Regions from separate parts of the Homo sapiens genome. Here all the other regions are linked to region 3. Evidence: read pairs that join two places in POLR2A ChIA-PET (ENCODE). Cell type or tissue: A673. All regions are shown on one strand.

Region 1 (5,000 bases), 760 kb before region 3:
TGTAAATCTGGAAATGGCTTCCAACTCCCTCTAAAGATTCATAGCATACATATTATCTTCAAACATTTTAGTGACTTCTCATTGCTATAGGTCAATGATTCTCACCCTTGTTTTCATGATAAAATCACCTGAAAGCTTTAAAAAAAATACTTATGCCTGGTTCTCACTTCCAGAAGTTTGGATTTGATGGTTCTGGAATGGGATCCTTTAATCAGTATTTTAAAATGCTTTGTAGGTGGTTCTGACATGTAGCCGAAGTTGAAAATAACTGCTCTAGGCATACAGGCCAGAATCCTGATCACAGGCTTACACAATCTTGCCCCCGCTTACTTCTCTTCGCTCGTCACATATCACACCCCCATCCTCTGTTCTCCAGCCATGCTGGTCTTCTTTCGGTTCCTCAAAATCACCACACTCCTTCCTGCTGCTGACTGGGCTTCTGAGCATGTTCTTTCTGTGGAGAACATCCCTGCTTCTTCCGATCTCAGCTCTGCACCACTTCCTTAGGGAAGCCTTCCTTGATCTCTCTGACTAGGTAAATTCCAGGTCCTGGGGTCATCAAACTCTGCACCTTTTCCTTGTGGCATTTGTCACAGTATAGTTTTATATTTATATGTAACTCTTTGAATAATGTTTGTCTTCCCCACTAGAGTATAAACTCCGTGAGGGCAGGGACCATGTTGCCTTTACTCTCCACTGTTATCTCTGCTCTCTATTCTACATTGGGAATGAAGGAGACTCTCTATGTGTTGAGTGATCAAGTGAGCAGTTCGTGATGGGGAGGGTAATGATTACTGAGGGTATTACCGAGGGTAGCCCAGCTGGTTGAGGAATTAAAATTCAGCACCGGCCAGGCGTGGTAGCTCATGCCTGTAATCACAGCACTTTGGGAGGCCAAGGCGGGTGTATCACCTGAGGTCAGGAGTTCGGGACCAGCCTGGTAAACATGGAGAAACCCCCCTCTCTCCTAAAAATACAAAAATTACCTGGGCATGGTGGCCTGCGCCTGTAATCCCAGCTACTCGGGAGGCTGAGGCAGGAGAATCACTTGAACCTGGCGGGGGCGGAGGCTGCAGTGAGCCGAGATCATGCCACTTTACTCCAGCCTGGGCGAAAGAGTGAAACTCGGTTAAAAAAAAAAAAAAAACAACTAATCAGCACCAAGATGTTTATTACAAAACCAATAAAAATATTAAAGGGAAACCCAAGTCTTGAGCGGAATGGACAGTACGAAACTCTAAGGGACATGTGGTTGATGGTTAGGGGAGAGGGTGGAAAAAGGCTCTGGAGAGCGGAAGATCTGGAGGGGAGGCCTCTGACCCAACTGGATCTGGTCTTCCATTTATCCCCTGTAGTATTCTACCTGAGACGCAAGGGGTATGGTCTGAAAGCAGAAAAGAACCTTTGCCCAGTATTCCCATAGGACTTGGCAGTGCAAGGCAGCACCTCTATGGGATCACTGGGCCAGGCTGTGTGTTTGTTTGGGTGACAGAGAGAGGACTCACCCAGCAAAGAAACACCTAGTTTGGTAGTTAGTCTTGGAACCACACTCCCTACTTTCAAATCAAAGTGACCTTAGGACAAGTTACTTATGTTCTCTGTGTTTCTGTTTTCAAATTCTAGCATGGGGATAATAACAGTAACTACCTCACTGCATGTCTAAAGATTATATGGATATAGTCTCTTTGGCATAGCAGTTAAAAATTTAATGAATTCTATCTAAAACAAGCACAAAGATCCTTCTTCAACCATTGTTTTTACAGTTTTATTTCTACTCTAAGAACTCTGCCATGTTTTCCACTTTTGCTTCTGTGTTGGTAGAGCTGCAGTTGGAGCCCGGGTAATTGCATGCTATTAACCTCAACAGCACACAGCCTCCACCATGCAAGCCAAACTTGCTAGCATCCATGAGTAAAAGCTACTGGTTTCTGAATAAGACCAAAGTGAAGCACATTTATGATTCCTGAATTTCATATAAATCATAATTGTGCAGATGATTTGCCTTCGAGCTGCAAACACCAAAATGTGATTGATGTCTGAGAATGTCTGTGAAGCTTTGCTGTAACTCCAAGCCCTATTAATACCTCCGATGACAAGTCTATTAATTCATGAAGTGAAGATGGAGAGCTCGCACCAGCATTCCTTCCTAGGATGGTCACAGAATCAGTAATGTTACATAGAACATCCTCCCTTTGGTTTCATGTTATGAGTGTACATTGTATTCCATACAGGGACAGGGATAAGGGATAATGGGGCAGGGATAAGGGGGGCATCCCATTTATTTGCATGCCCCAAAATGAAATGCTCTGAGCAAAGAGTAAATCCTAAGGAGAACTGGGTACACCGTACATATTTGGTAAAACAGGGTTAACCAGAAAATCATTTCTATTACAAACACACAAATTCTATGAAATTTCAATTTGACTAGTGCTCAACGGAAAAGGAGTGTGATAGTTAGCTTTATATGTTGACTTAACTGACCATGGGATGCCCAGGTATTTGGCCAAAGATTATTCTGGGTATTTCTATGAGGGTTCTTTTGGACAAGATTAACATTTGAATCAGTTGACTCAGTAAAGTAGATTGCCCTCCTTAACGTGGATGGGACTCATCCAGTCAGTTGAAGGCTGAATACAGCAAAAAGGCTGGTGCTACCATGTGTAAGAGGGAATTTCCTTCTGGCTGACTACCTAGAGTTAGAACATTAGTTTTTTCCCCCACTGCATTCAGGTTCTAACAGAAACATTGGCTCTTTCTGGGTCTTCAGCCTGCCAGCATTTAGACTAGACACACCATCAGCTCTTCTGGTTCTCAGGCTTTGGACTCAGACTGGAACTATACTATCAGGTATCCTGGATCTCCAGCTTGCTCACTGCAGCTCTTGTAATGTGCCAGCTTTCATAATCACACGAGTCAATTCCTTAAAATAACTCTCTTGCCCCCTACACTCACACCACACACCACACACACACACACACACACACACACACACATCCTATTGGTTCTGTTTCTCTGGAGAACACTGACCAATACAAGGAGCTTAGAAGGTTTTTCTGCCTTAGTAAATACAGGAGGTCAAATGTTATCGAACTTTTTTTTTTGGTAATGAAGACTCAGAGTATTTTGGAGAAATACTAAACATTGTGAACCTGAGTCATTCCCCATACAATGGTGTTAGGAAAAGAAGCGGAATTAACATGTACTGAGTGCTCACTATAAGCCAGACATTCACACAAACATCAATTCAATGAATTGACTTAAAGAAATGTTGACTGACCTAAGAAATTAGTTCCATATACTAGCTCTATTATTCACCTTTCCTAATAAATATGAAATTTTCCAAATTGAAAAAGTCTTGAATATGGTCCTGATACAAGCTAAGGAAAGAGCCTTCTTTAGTTAAGGGAAGCTTGGCAAACTTCAAAGGAGAAGGTGTGATTTCTTTTCTTTTGTTAATCAACTGGGTGATCACTTTAAAAATACTATACTTCCTGACAAAACTGCATCATTGTGATGCAAAATAGATGACTTGGCATTTTGCATTCCTGACCCCAAAGGGCTGGAACGACGTCTTACATCAAAGTATGATGGGTTGCCCCCTGGAAATACAATGGATCACTGTTGCAGGTTTAGGCAGGCTCAGGGACATCTCCATTTCCTCACAGGCTTTTTGTAAATCACAGGAAGCCTTCTAGACTCAGCACTGCCCCAGACATAGAAACTACAAGATCTTATTGCAAGGCATGAAGAAAGGGTCAGGAAGTTAGTTTTTTTGACCTATATCTGAAGAGAGCAACTTGGAGTCCCACAGCCTCCTGGTGAGATCTTTCTGGGTCTTTTCTTTATCTGCCTGATGGAATAAATAGAAAGGTCAGGGAGGAAAAGAATTCTTGCTGAGATCAACAGGTTGGCAGAAGTATCACTTCCTCACCCTCATGTATAAAAATGACCTAACGCCCACAATGTCCCTGCAATTTTTGATAAAGTCATAACCCCAAACAGTAACCGAGAAAACAATATTTTGTTATGGACAAGAAACAATGCCTGGAATTGCTTTTGATAGCAAAAACCGCAAATACTTTGCACCAACATAATACAACTAGAGACCATACCTTTATCACTTGGTTAGGTCACTTAACTTCTCTGGGCTTCAGCTATGAAACTGGGGTGGGGTGAGGAGGGCTGGGAGGTACAAGGTAAAGGGTGGGACTACAGGATTTCTGAGACTCCTTTACCTTGGGAAAAAAACCAAGGTTTTCTATTATCTATATATATAGTTGTATTATCAGCATGATAAGCCATCTAACTTATCAAAAGAAAAATTTGGCAGCCACAAAATCCCTCCTTCATGTGGATGGCAGGAGTTCATGGCTTGTCAGCCTTTGGTTCAGTTTAACAAATATTTGGCTGCATTTGCTGTAACACATACCCTGTGCTAGGTTCTGGAAGCACAAAATGAACTCAAAAACTACTGGGGTCTTTAGCTAAAGAGAATACATGCTGAGCTGTTTGCGAAGAAAAACACAAAAGCACATGTATGGCAGTTTAAAAATGTATCTGCAAGTTATTTGATACTCCTCCCATCTAGAGAGGTCCAATCTTAGTGACTCAATAGGAAACAGTTGAACCTTGTAGTGATGCTGTGTGATGTCTGAGGCTGGCTGGAAAAAGCCCTTGTCTGATTCTCTTGAGCCTTTCTGGAGAAAGTCTTCCGCCATGTAAAAAGTCTGATTACCCTGAGACAGCCATGCTGGTGTAGATACGCTTATTAGCCTCTGCCAAGCTCACTGCAGACATGTCAACTGCTGGACCTATGGCAGAGCTGGGCCTCAACTGCTGGACCTATGACAGTTGATCCTTATGTCACTGGAGCCAGAGTCAACATCTGACTGCAACTGCATGAGAGAACCCAACAGAGAGCTGCCTGGACTGAGTACTTCCTGAATTCCCAGAAAACCGTGAACAAAATGAAATGAAGGTTTTAAGCTACTGGTTTGGGG
Region 2 (5,000 bases), 100 kb after region 3:
GGTCTGGAGTTCTGATGTGGGGCTCTTTTTAATGAGATCTCAAAGATGCCAATTCTCACAGTCAAAATCAGTCTGATCCCAGAGGGGCACATTAGTAACAGCTCCTCAGAACTTCAAGATGTTTCTGTATGAATTCCAAAGAACATAAATAAGGCTTAGAAGAAGAGAAAGGGAAATTACTTGTGGCATGTTTACAACTTGGAACAGCATAATATACGAAACAAATGACATAAATAAAACTCCTGTAATAAACTTAAGGAGAAATTCCAAAATAGACCACAGAGACTATAGTGCTCTGGGGTAGAGCATTCAGCTGTAAAACCTCCTTCTATCAAGCACACAGTAGGCATTCCACAAAACTGACCAAAAATGAAATTAATTGCAACATGCACGATCACCTGAATCTAATGTTAAAAAGGAAATGTTGGAAATTGTCATTAAACTCAATAGATCAACTATCTTTAGGGAAAGCATTCAGTTTATCATGGGAAAGTAGCACAGCACCTAGATCTTGCCATATACTAAGTTCCATTCACTCAAAGTTCCAGAAAAAAAAAAAAGTTGAGCTCATACACATAAACTTGTTGAACATTATAGTGAATAAAACACATGACTTCAAGTATCCTCTGTAGTTATAAATTTGCTCTAGGCAACAACAGGAGGTCTTTCCTAATTAATTTATGTATCCTTCAATCAGCCCCACTATGTTTTAGGGGAGCAAAGGCATGTAAAAGGAATTGCACCATAGCTGTTCCAAATAAAATGCAGGAAATTTTCCAGTTTCTCCTCCAAAAGAAGTTTTTGCTCCTCTCATTGGGATTATTGCTGTTGACAAGTTATTTTGAAAGTCATTAATTAATTATATGAAACTCTAGTCCTTCAAAAACAGGCAGCAATTTAGAAACACCATTTACGTAGGATTAACTACTTTTGAATAAATTTTTCAGCATCCATCTGGGACATAATTGTTCAACTTTCCTTTGTCAGATCACCAAAGCAAGAGAACATTTACATCACTGAGCACAGTCTAGGTGCTAGAAATGACACGTGCTTATTTTATTAATTTCCCCCAACCCCTGTAATCAGGTATTATCCTCCTTTTACACACAAAGAAGCTTAGGTCTGAGATAAGGTCACACTCCTGACAGTGCTAGATAAGGGATTTGAGCTCAGCATTGTCTCCTATCATAGCTCATATTGCCTTCAAAAAAACATTGGGGAGGAGGAGGCAAGATAGATCCAGCCTACTGTAGACAAAATTTTGAAGTACCTGCAGTTTCTATTTATCTGGCCCTACTCTGAGCTCCTCCTTTGCCCTTCTTCTTTCCTCTCTGAATCCAAACTTTCTTGTCACAGACGTCATCCCTACAGATATATAATAACCTCAGTTGCAATTAACAAAAATTCCAGCTCAAAGCACCTTAGATAATACAGGAGGTTTTTTTTAAGATCAATTACTAGAAAATACAGATGTAGGGCAGGTTTTGAACCAGTCTCTGTCTTGGGCTCAAGCAATAGGACTGAGGCTTGTTTTGTCCCTAAATTTCTTTTTTCTATATTCTCAGTGGTGCCTCCATTCTCAGAGTGGATTTTCCCGATGCAGCTCCCATGGATGAATGCTTCCTAATTGGCATTCAGTGGAACTGAGGTTTTTTTCTTTCTGGATTCATTAAAAATAAATTTAAAAAGTAATGAGTCTCATTTACACTCATTCATATATTTATTCATTTATTCAACAAATATTTAAAGCATATATAATGAGCCAACTGCAGTTCTAAAGGCTAAAGATAGAGTAGTACACAAGCAGACCTCTGCCCAGTAAAGTTTTAATTATTACAAGAAAGACACAATCAAGTGAATAAATATATACTTTAATTTTAGGCACATACTGAGTAAGAATAATAAAGGAGGTAAGAGAGAAAATGAGATATACATACATGTGTTTTTTATATATATGTATGTATATATATTAATCAATTGATGATTGGTAGTACGGATGGAGCACAGATTAGCAAGGTAAAGTACAGGTCTTTGATACTTTCCCCCGACCTTTTACACTCTGGAGCCAGAATTTCTTGAGTATTTCATAAGACAAGAGCCCTGGTTAATTCATCCAAATTGGTGACTATGTTTCTAATGTATGCCATCTCTCATCAATAGGTAATGGCTAACAGAATAAGGATATAGTCTGGGATTGTGAAGCCATGTGAAGCTTAGCAGAAAATAGGGAAATTGTTTTCAGTGTTTGCTATGAAATGCAGAAGGGAGGAGGGTTATCCTCTCTCCAGGCATTTAGCAATTTTATTCTAGACTACACTTTGAGAAAGTGTTGAACTCAGCAAACTTCTCTTATAGCAAGTTATTTCTCTGCCAAAAAAAAAAAGGAAATTGGGATGAGTAACTAAATATATGAAGCAAACATGAAGAGATCTGAAGGGAGACATAGACTGCAGCACAATAATTATAAGGGATTAAATACCTCACTTTCAACAATAGGCGAATCATCTAGGCAAAATTCAATAAGGAGGCTGGGCACGGTAGCTCATGCTTGTAATCCCAGCACTTTGTGGGGCTGAAGTGGGTGGATCACATGAGGTCAGGAGTTTGAGACCAGCCTGGCCAACATGATGAAACCCCATTTCTACTAAAAATACAAAATTAGCCGGACATGGTGGTGCACCTGTAATGCCAGTTACCCAAGAGGCTGAAGCAGGAGAATCGCTTGAACCTGGGAAGCGGAGGTTGCAATGAGCCAAGATCGCACCACCGCACTCCAGCCTAGGTGACAGAGTGAGACTCTGTCTCAAAAAAAAAATAAATTCAGTAAGGAAACATTGGACTTGAACTACACTTTAGACCAAATGGACCTAACAGACATATACAGAACATTCCATTTAACAACAATGGAATGCATATTCTTTTCAAGTGCACTGGGAACATTCTCCATGATAAACAAAATGTTAAGACACAAAACAGGTCTAAACAAATTTAGGAAAATCAAAATGATATCAAACTTTTTTCTGATCACAATGGTATAAAACTAGAAATCAATAACAAGAGGAATTAAGGAAAATTATGAGATGCAGCAAAAGCAGCTTCAAGAGGGAAGTTTATAGTAATAAAGACATATCAAAAAAGAAAAAAATCCCACATAAGCAACCTAACTTTATACCTCAAGGAACCTGGGGGTGGGGAGGACATGCTAAGCCCAATATTAATAGAAAGCCCAATATTAACAGATAAAACAAAGATCAGAGCAGAAATAAATGAAATACAGGATAGAAAAACAACAGAAAAGATCAATGAAACTAAGGGTTGGTTTTTTGAAAAGATGAATAAAATTGACAAATCCTTAGCTGGACTAAGGAAAAATGACAGAAGACTCAAATAAATAAAATCAGAAATGAAAGAGGAAACATTATAACTGATAACACAAACATATAAAGGATCATAAGAGACTACTATGAACAACTACATGCCAACAAATTGGACAACCTGGAAGAAATGGATAAATTCCTAGAATCATAAACCTACCAAGACTGAATTACAAAGAAATAGAAAATCTGAACAAATCAAAGCAAGTAAGGAGATTAAATTAGTAATTAAAATCTCCCATCAAAGAAAATCCCAGGACCAGATGGCTTCATGGATAAATTCTACCAATCATTTAAAGAATGAATATCAATCATTTTCTAAATCTTTCAAAAAAATTGAAGAGGAGAGGATACTTCCAAACTCATTTTATGAGGCCTGTATTACCTTGCTAACAAAGCTGGACAAAGACACTCCAAGAAAACTACAAGCCAATATCCCTGATGAACATAGATGCAAAAATCCTCAACAGAATACTATAAAACTGTATTCCACAATCCTTCAAAATGATTAAAAAAGATTCAAAATAATCCTTCCCATGATCAAGTGGGATTTACCCCTGGGATTCAAGGATGATTCAACATATGCAAATCAATAAATGTGATTCACTATATTAACAGAATGAAGGCCAAAAACTATATGATCATCTCAACAGATGCCAAAAAAAACAGCATTTGACAAAATTCAACATTCTTTCATAATCAAGAACTCTCAAAAATTACGTATAGAAGGAATATTCTTCAACACAATAAAGGTCACATAAGACAAGCCCACGGCTAACATCATACTCAATAGTGAAAAGTTGAAGGCGTTGCCTCTAAGATCAGGGATAAGACAAAGATGCCTATTTTCACCCCTTCTATTCAGCATAGTACTGAAAGTTCTAGCAGCCAGAGCAATTAGGCAAAAGAAAAGAAATGAAAGACATTCAAATAGGAAAGAAAGAAGTGATTGTCTCTGTTGATGGCCTCTTCTTATACTTAGAAAACTCTAAAGACTTCACAAACACACACACACACACACACACACACACACACGCAAAGGTGGAACTACCATAGCTTTGTAATATATTTAGGAATGTATTACAAAGCCAAATTGTATTTTTAGTAATTTATTCCTTTACTGAATAAAGGAATTCAGTAAAGTGTTAAGATAAACAATCAACTTATAAAAATCAGTAGCATTTTTACATAACAACAAACTATCTGAAAAAGAAATTAAGAAAATAATCTCATTTACAATAGCATCAAAAAATTAAATACTTATAAGTAAATTTAACAAAGGAGGCTAAAGATCAGTATACTGAAAAGTATAAAAGAAATTGAAGAAGACACAAATAAATGGAAAGATATCCCAGGTTCATGGATTAGAAGAATTAATATTGCTAAAATGCCCATACTACCCAAGCAAGCTACAAATTCAATGAAATCACTATCAAAATTTCAATAACATTATTCACAAAAATAGATCAAAACATTTATAAAATTTATATGCAACCACAAAAGGCCCCAAATAACCAAAGCCATTTTAAGCAAAAGAACCAAGCTGGAAGCATCACACTACCAGATTTCAAAATATATTACAAAGCTATTGTAGTCAAAACAACATGGCACTGGCATAAAAACAGA
Region 3 (5,000 bases):
TAGATATATATTTTTTAAGATGACAATAATAATATCTATGGCACCAAGTTGTCCTAAGGATAAAATGTGGTAACATGTGTAGGTGTTTAATATAGTGTCGGGTATGCAGTAGGCATTTTAGAAACTATAATTTATTATTATTTTTCAGATGAAGCTGTAGTGCTAAGAAATGTTTGTAAAACCCAGTAAGTTTGGAATGTTTATTGACAGAACTAATGGTAAGGCCACACTGAGGTACTCAAACAGATGTATTTACATTTTATGTAAACTTGGGGCTTTAGTATTCTCTACCTGCTGTATCTTCTCTGGTTCTGCCAATCTGCTTTTATTAACTTTCTTCATTAATAAAGTTATATACCCATCCTACTACATCTGAACAAATTACAATCTGAAAAATATACATGCCAAGATCTTTGCTTCAAAAAATCAAATACTACAATTTAACCTAAATATTAGCAGTAAAAGTGCCTTTTACATTTCTAAAATGTGGGCAGAGAATAAATTCTTGAGCTTAAGTAAAAGAGGCAACACATTGTGACTGTCATGAATGTTACCAAAGTCCTACAGAGAATGTGATAGAAATCAACATGTGGCAGTATTAAAATATTTAAGGGGTTTCTTAGTTTAGGCTGCAGCACTAGTGGGTCAAGAATCACTTGAATTTATAAGAACAAACAGTCATGTCAAAAACACAGTTTCATTTGTCATACCCTTATACTGTATTGACTCTCCATTGAGTATTTGTACTTGCAAAGTTTTTCATTTATGATGTGCAAGATTTTAAAAGCTCTAAACACTCCAGAGAGGAAGAAATTATAATGGGTGGTCTCGGTAAGGGGAAAGTGGATATAATTAGGAATGACATAGCAAACAGGGGGACAGGCAGAATTAAATCTGAGAACAAAAAACAACTTTTCTAACTACAACAAAATCGAATACAATATTATCCAAAGGAAAGTCAAAGACATCAATGACAGAAAGTAATTTGATGAGGCCAAATGAAGAATTTTAATTCTTCAAATATCATTAATGTAATTTTTAGCTGAAAGCAAGAGCATTATAAAGTAAATAATAGCACACATTCGCCTTATTTTGAATGTGAAATGAACAGAGTCACCAAGTGGGAACATGTATGCTTCAGACCACGACGTTCACATCAGGCCTGGAAACTTCAGAAAAAGTGACAACCTGTCAGTGAAACAGGACAAGAGCTAGCACAAATCTTAACTTTTTTTCCTGTCCCATTCTCAGGCTTAGGATAGTGAACATCCCAGCAAAATGAGACCAGGACACCAGGGAGATCCTTTTCTAGAACTACTATTTTGGAAACAGAAATCACGAATCATTCTGAAACTGGCAGTAGAATTGTGATGAGTTCGGAAAGGCATAAAGAGGGAGCAGAGAGGGGCTGAAGGACAGCCAGGGGACAGCCAGGAAAGTCTGGGGACAGGGAAGCCAGGGCTGCTGTCGCGAAAAGCACAAGGCTTGGTAGACAGAGCTCCTCCAAGGAGGCCAAAAGCAGGCAGCCTGCCCTTGTTTGAAAGACAATGTTGTCTACTCTCTCCAAAGTGGTTTGTCTCTGATTACAGGCTCATTTGTTCCTCCCTTGCCTCCAATTCCCCAGGTACATCTCATTTGATGCTGGAGGAAAAGATAGTAGAACTAGAGCTACTGACTTTAATTCACAATGCTTTTAGATGTGCATAATTAAAACTCAGCACATGAGAAAAAGGAGGGAGGACTGAGAGATGGGGGCAGGAAAAATGTGAAGAACACTGAGTAAGAGGAAGAGAATGGTTGGGAACCTGTAGGAACTGTAAGGAGAAGAGGAGAAGATGAGTGAACTTCAAGAAGGAGGAGAGAAGACGACCTGCTGGGGCTGGAGGATCTTGAAACATTTCCAGACACAAAACATATGGATGAGGAAATAAACAATACCAGCTCCTACGGCTAAAATGAAAAAGAGTTCTCCATTTCCTGTGGAAAATTGGAGCTCACTCAAAACACTGGTGGTGATTGTGTTTAGTTTTCTTTGCAAATGTTCTGCTATAAATTGCTATTACTAAATAACCTTTAAGTTTTAATTTGCAGGTTCAGTAAAGTTGCAGAAAAGCTTCCCCTGTTTTAATTTTCAAAGTCTAAATTCTCAGAGTTGGGATCATGGAGATCAACTACGCCAGCCCTTATCTGATTCATAGAAACCATCTCTCCTGATAAGCCAACACCTCCCATGGGAATCAGTTAAGCAACGTGGTCTAAGCCCCATAGATTCCCAAGGGGGTGATATCTTGGATGACTGGCCAAGATTTTAAATTGAGAAATGTAGATTTCACATCCCAGCTCTCTAGGCACTTAAATGAGCAATCACATGAAATCCCGGAACTCCCTTGACACTAAATAAGGACCCTTAACATTTAGATAGCACTTGAGAGTTTGCAGAAGATGTTTACATCAATGTTCTCATCTGATTCTCACTGTAGACACAGGAAGGATATTTCCTGCTTTGCAGATTAGAATACTAATAGGACTCAGAGAATTTATGGGATTTGTCCAAAGTCACAAACTAATAAAGTCTTCTAACTCCAGCCTACTTCTGCAGATGTACAAAAACACTTACTGAAGTAACTGTATTAGTTCGTTTTCATGCTGCTGATAAAGACATACCCAAGACTGGGCAATTTACAAAAGAAAGAGATTTAATGGACTTAAGTTTCATGTGGCTGGGAAGGCCTCACAATCATGGCGGAAGTTGAAAGGCACGCTTACATGGTGACAGACAGAAAAAAAAGCTTGCAAAGGAAAACTCTCCTATTTAAAACTATCGGACCTCATGAGTCTTATTCACTATCACAAGAACAGCACAGGAAAGACCTGCATCTGTGATTCAATTACTTCCTACTGGGTCCCTCCCACAACACGTGGGAATTCAAGATGAGACTTGGGTGGGGACACAGCCAAACCATATTATTCGGCCCTGGTCCCTCCCAAATCTCATGTCCTCACATTTCAAAACCAATCATGCCTTTCCAACAGTCCCCCAAAGTCTTAGCTCATTTCAGCGTTAACTCAAATGTCCACAGTCCAAAGTCTCATCTGAGAAAAGGCAACTTCCTTCTGCCTATCAGCCTGTAAAATCAAAAGCAAGTTAGTTACTTCCTAGATACAGTGTGGGTACAGGCATTGGGTAAATATAGCCACTCCGAATGGGAGAAGTTGTCCAAAACAAGGAGGCTACAGGCCCCATGCAAGCCCAAAATCCAGCGGGGCAGTCAAATCTTAAAGCTCCAAAATGATCTCCTTTGACTCCATGTCTCACATCCAGGTCATGCTGATGCAAGAGGTGGGTTCCCATGGTCTTGGGCAGTAACTTTTGATGCAAACCATTAAATTACATGGTACTAAAGAAATCTCCAAGAAAACAGACCATTGAAGAATGTGCTAATACAATTACAAGGATAGCATTGGTAGTTAATCTAATCAAATAATACACTGCTTCTCTCAGGTGGTGTATGTAAGAATCTAAGTATTTGAAAATCTGTATATGCTGTGAATCCATCGTATCTTGTTTATTACTACACAATAATTATGTTATTCTAGGTCATTATTTTAGGAAAGTTTCTGCAAGAAGTTTCTGCAGAATTTAAAGTATCATGCATATAACTAAGGCATACATGTTCCATGAATCAAAATCAAAGCCTTGGATTCCTTTATAGAACAGATCCTTCCTGGTTAGAGATAGGTTGGTGTAATGGTTAGGCACACATACCCCAATACCAGTCTGCCCTGCATTTAAAGCCTGGTTCTGCCACTTATTTGATGTCTGATACCGAGCAAATTAATTAATCTTATTTTCATCAGTATTTCCACCTATAAAATGGTGATTAAAATTTGGTCAATCTCTTGGGATACTGTGAGAAATCAAAGAGTTCATACCTTTAAGGTGTTTAAAACCATACCTGATACACAGTAAGCCCTATTTGTAAGTCATGTTTATTTTCATCTGCTGAGCATTATATATTAGGTGTGCTGGTGTCTTAGCCAATCCTGAATATAACTCTAAGAGATAGGATTATTACAACACCTAAAAGAGGAAAAAGTTTCAGAGGAGTCCAGTAATTAGCCTCACATCACACAGCTAATAAATGGCACAGCCAAGCTTCAGCCTTATCCTTCTGGGTCTAATTTTCCTTGACACTTCCCTCTAGAGAGAGGGCAGTGGGGTACAAGCCAAGATAGCTGCTGTGTTTTGTCCTTGCAAATACATTTCATATCTCAGACCTAAATTCTACTGATCTACCATTGTTCCTTTACAAGTTAATTTTTTTAAATGAAGTCTGTTAAAGAAATGGGTATCCATTTGACCAAAGCATAAGACATGACAAAGTTATAAGGCATGTTACAATGGTACATGATCTTAGAGACTAGAACATTTATATAGAGAGAATCTCATTGAATTTCCACAGCAAATGGCCACTGCCTGCATTTTATAGTTGGAACAACGGGTTCAGTGATGTTAGATCATTCTGGTACTTCCAGGCCACATGGTGAAGGGATCATTCTGAATATGAATGTATAGCTCTTTCCTCTGCAACACTTTCATCTCTGCTAATTTATACTTGACTTACACATTTTTTCTAGTTTGCCTTGGGAAAATTAATGTGATGCTACTAACCAGGTGTGACCCCACTAAGCCATTCACCAAAATTTATCTTATTGTCCCTGCCACAGGATATACCCCATCTAAACAGGATGCACACCCACCCGATCCACTACAACTCCATAATGAAGGGTCTCTGCAGTGCATGGCTCATTCTTGCAATGGCTTCTCCAGTGAGAATTTACGGAACATTTAGTGGAAAATAGTAAATTACAACTAAATACATATTATTGAAGGAATTTAAAAAAAGAAAATACTTTCTTTTATGGATAGCTAAAATTTGCATTTCTACAACTAAAGGGGTTGCATATACAAATGGAAATGGAAAAAATCACTTTAATAA

Evidence for each region. ChIA-PET counts read pairs that join two places held together with the same protein. Peaks named below come from ENCODE experiments on the same cell type or tissue, not always from the same donor. Only the 100,000 strongest peaks of a DNase experiment are listed, where the experiment ranks them.
Region 1: POLR2A ChIA-PET joins it to region 3 with 9 read pairs; 2 of 35 experiments call an interaction of 5 or more read pairs at or near these places.
Region 2: POLR2A ChIA-PET joins it to region 3 with 6 read pairs; 2 of 35 experiments call an interaction of 5 or more read pairs at or near these places.

Annotation. Positions count from the first base shown.
Region 1 is chr5:68,192,476-68,197,475 of GRCh38, reverse strand. LINC02219 (long intergenic non-protein coding RNA 2219) reads right to left here. Exons shown (of 3, transcript NR_105003.1): 2 at 987-1,106. Among named protein-coding and RNA genes, the nearest start is that of LINC02219, 5.1 kb to the right of the region's middle. RefSeq lists an enhancer at 3,378-3,917. In A673, no CTCF peak of the experiment used is centred here; no DNase peak of the experiment used is centred here.
Region 2 is chr5:67,330,720-67,335,719 of GRCh38, reverse strand. No RefSeq gene overlaps it. Among named protein-coding and RNA genes, the nearest start is that of TILRLS, 65 kb to the right of the region's middle. In A673, no CTCF peak of the experiment used is centred here; a DNase peak (open chromatin) is centred at 109.
Region 3 is chr5:67,435,611-67,440,610 of GRCh38, reverse strand. No RefSeq gene overlaps it. Among named protein-coding and RNA genes, the nearest start is that of TILRLS, 170 kb to the right of the region's middle. In A673, no CTCF peak of the experiment used is centred here; DNase peaks (open chromatin) are centred at 1,940 and 2,360; H3K27ac peaks cover 2,696 bases.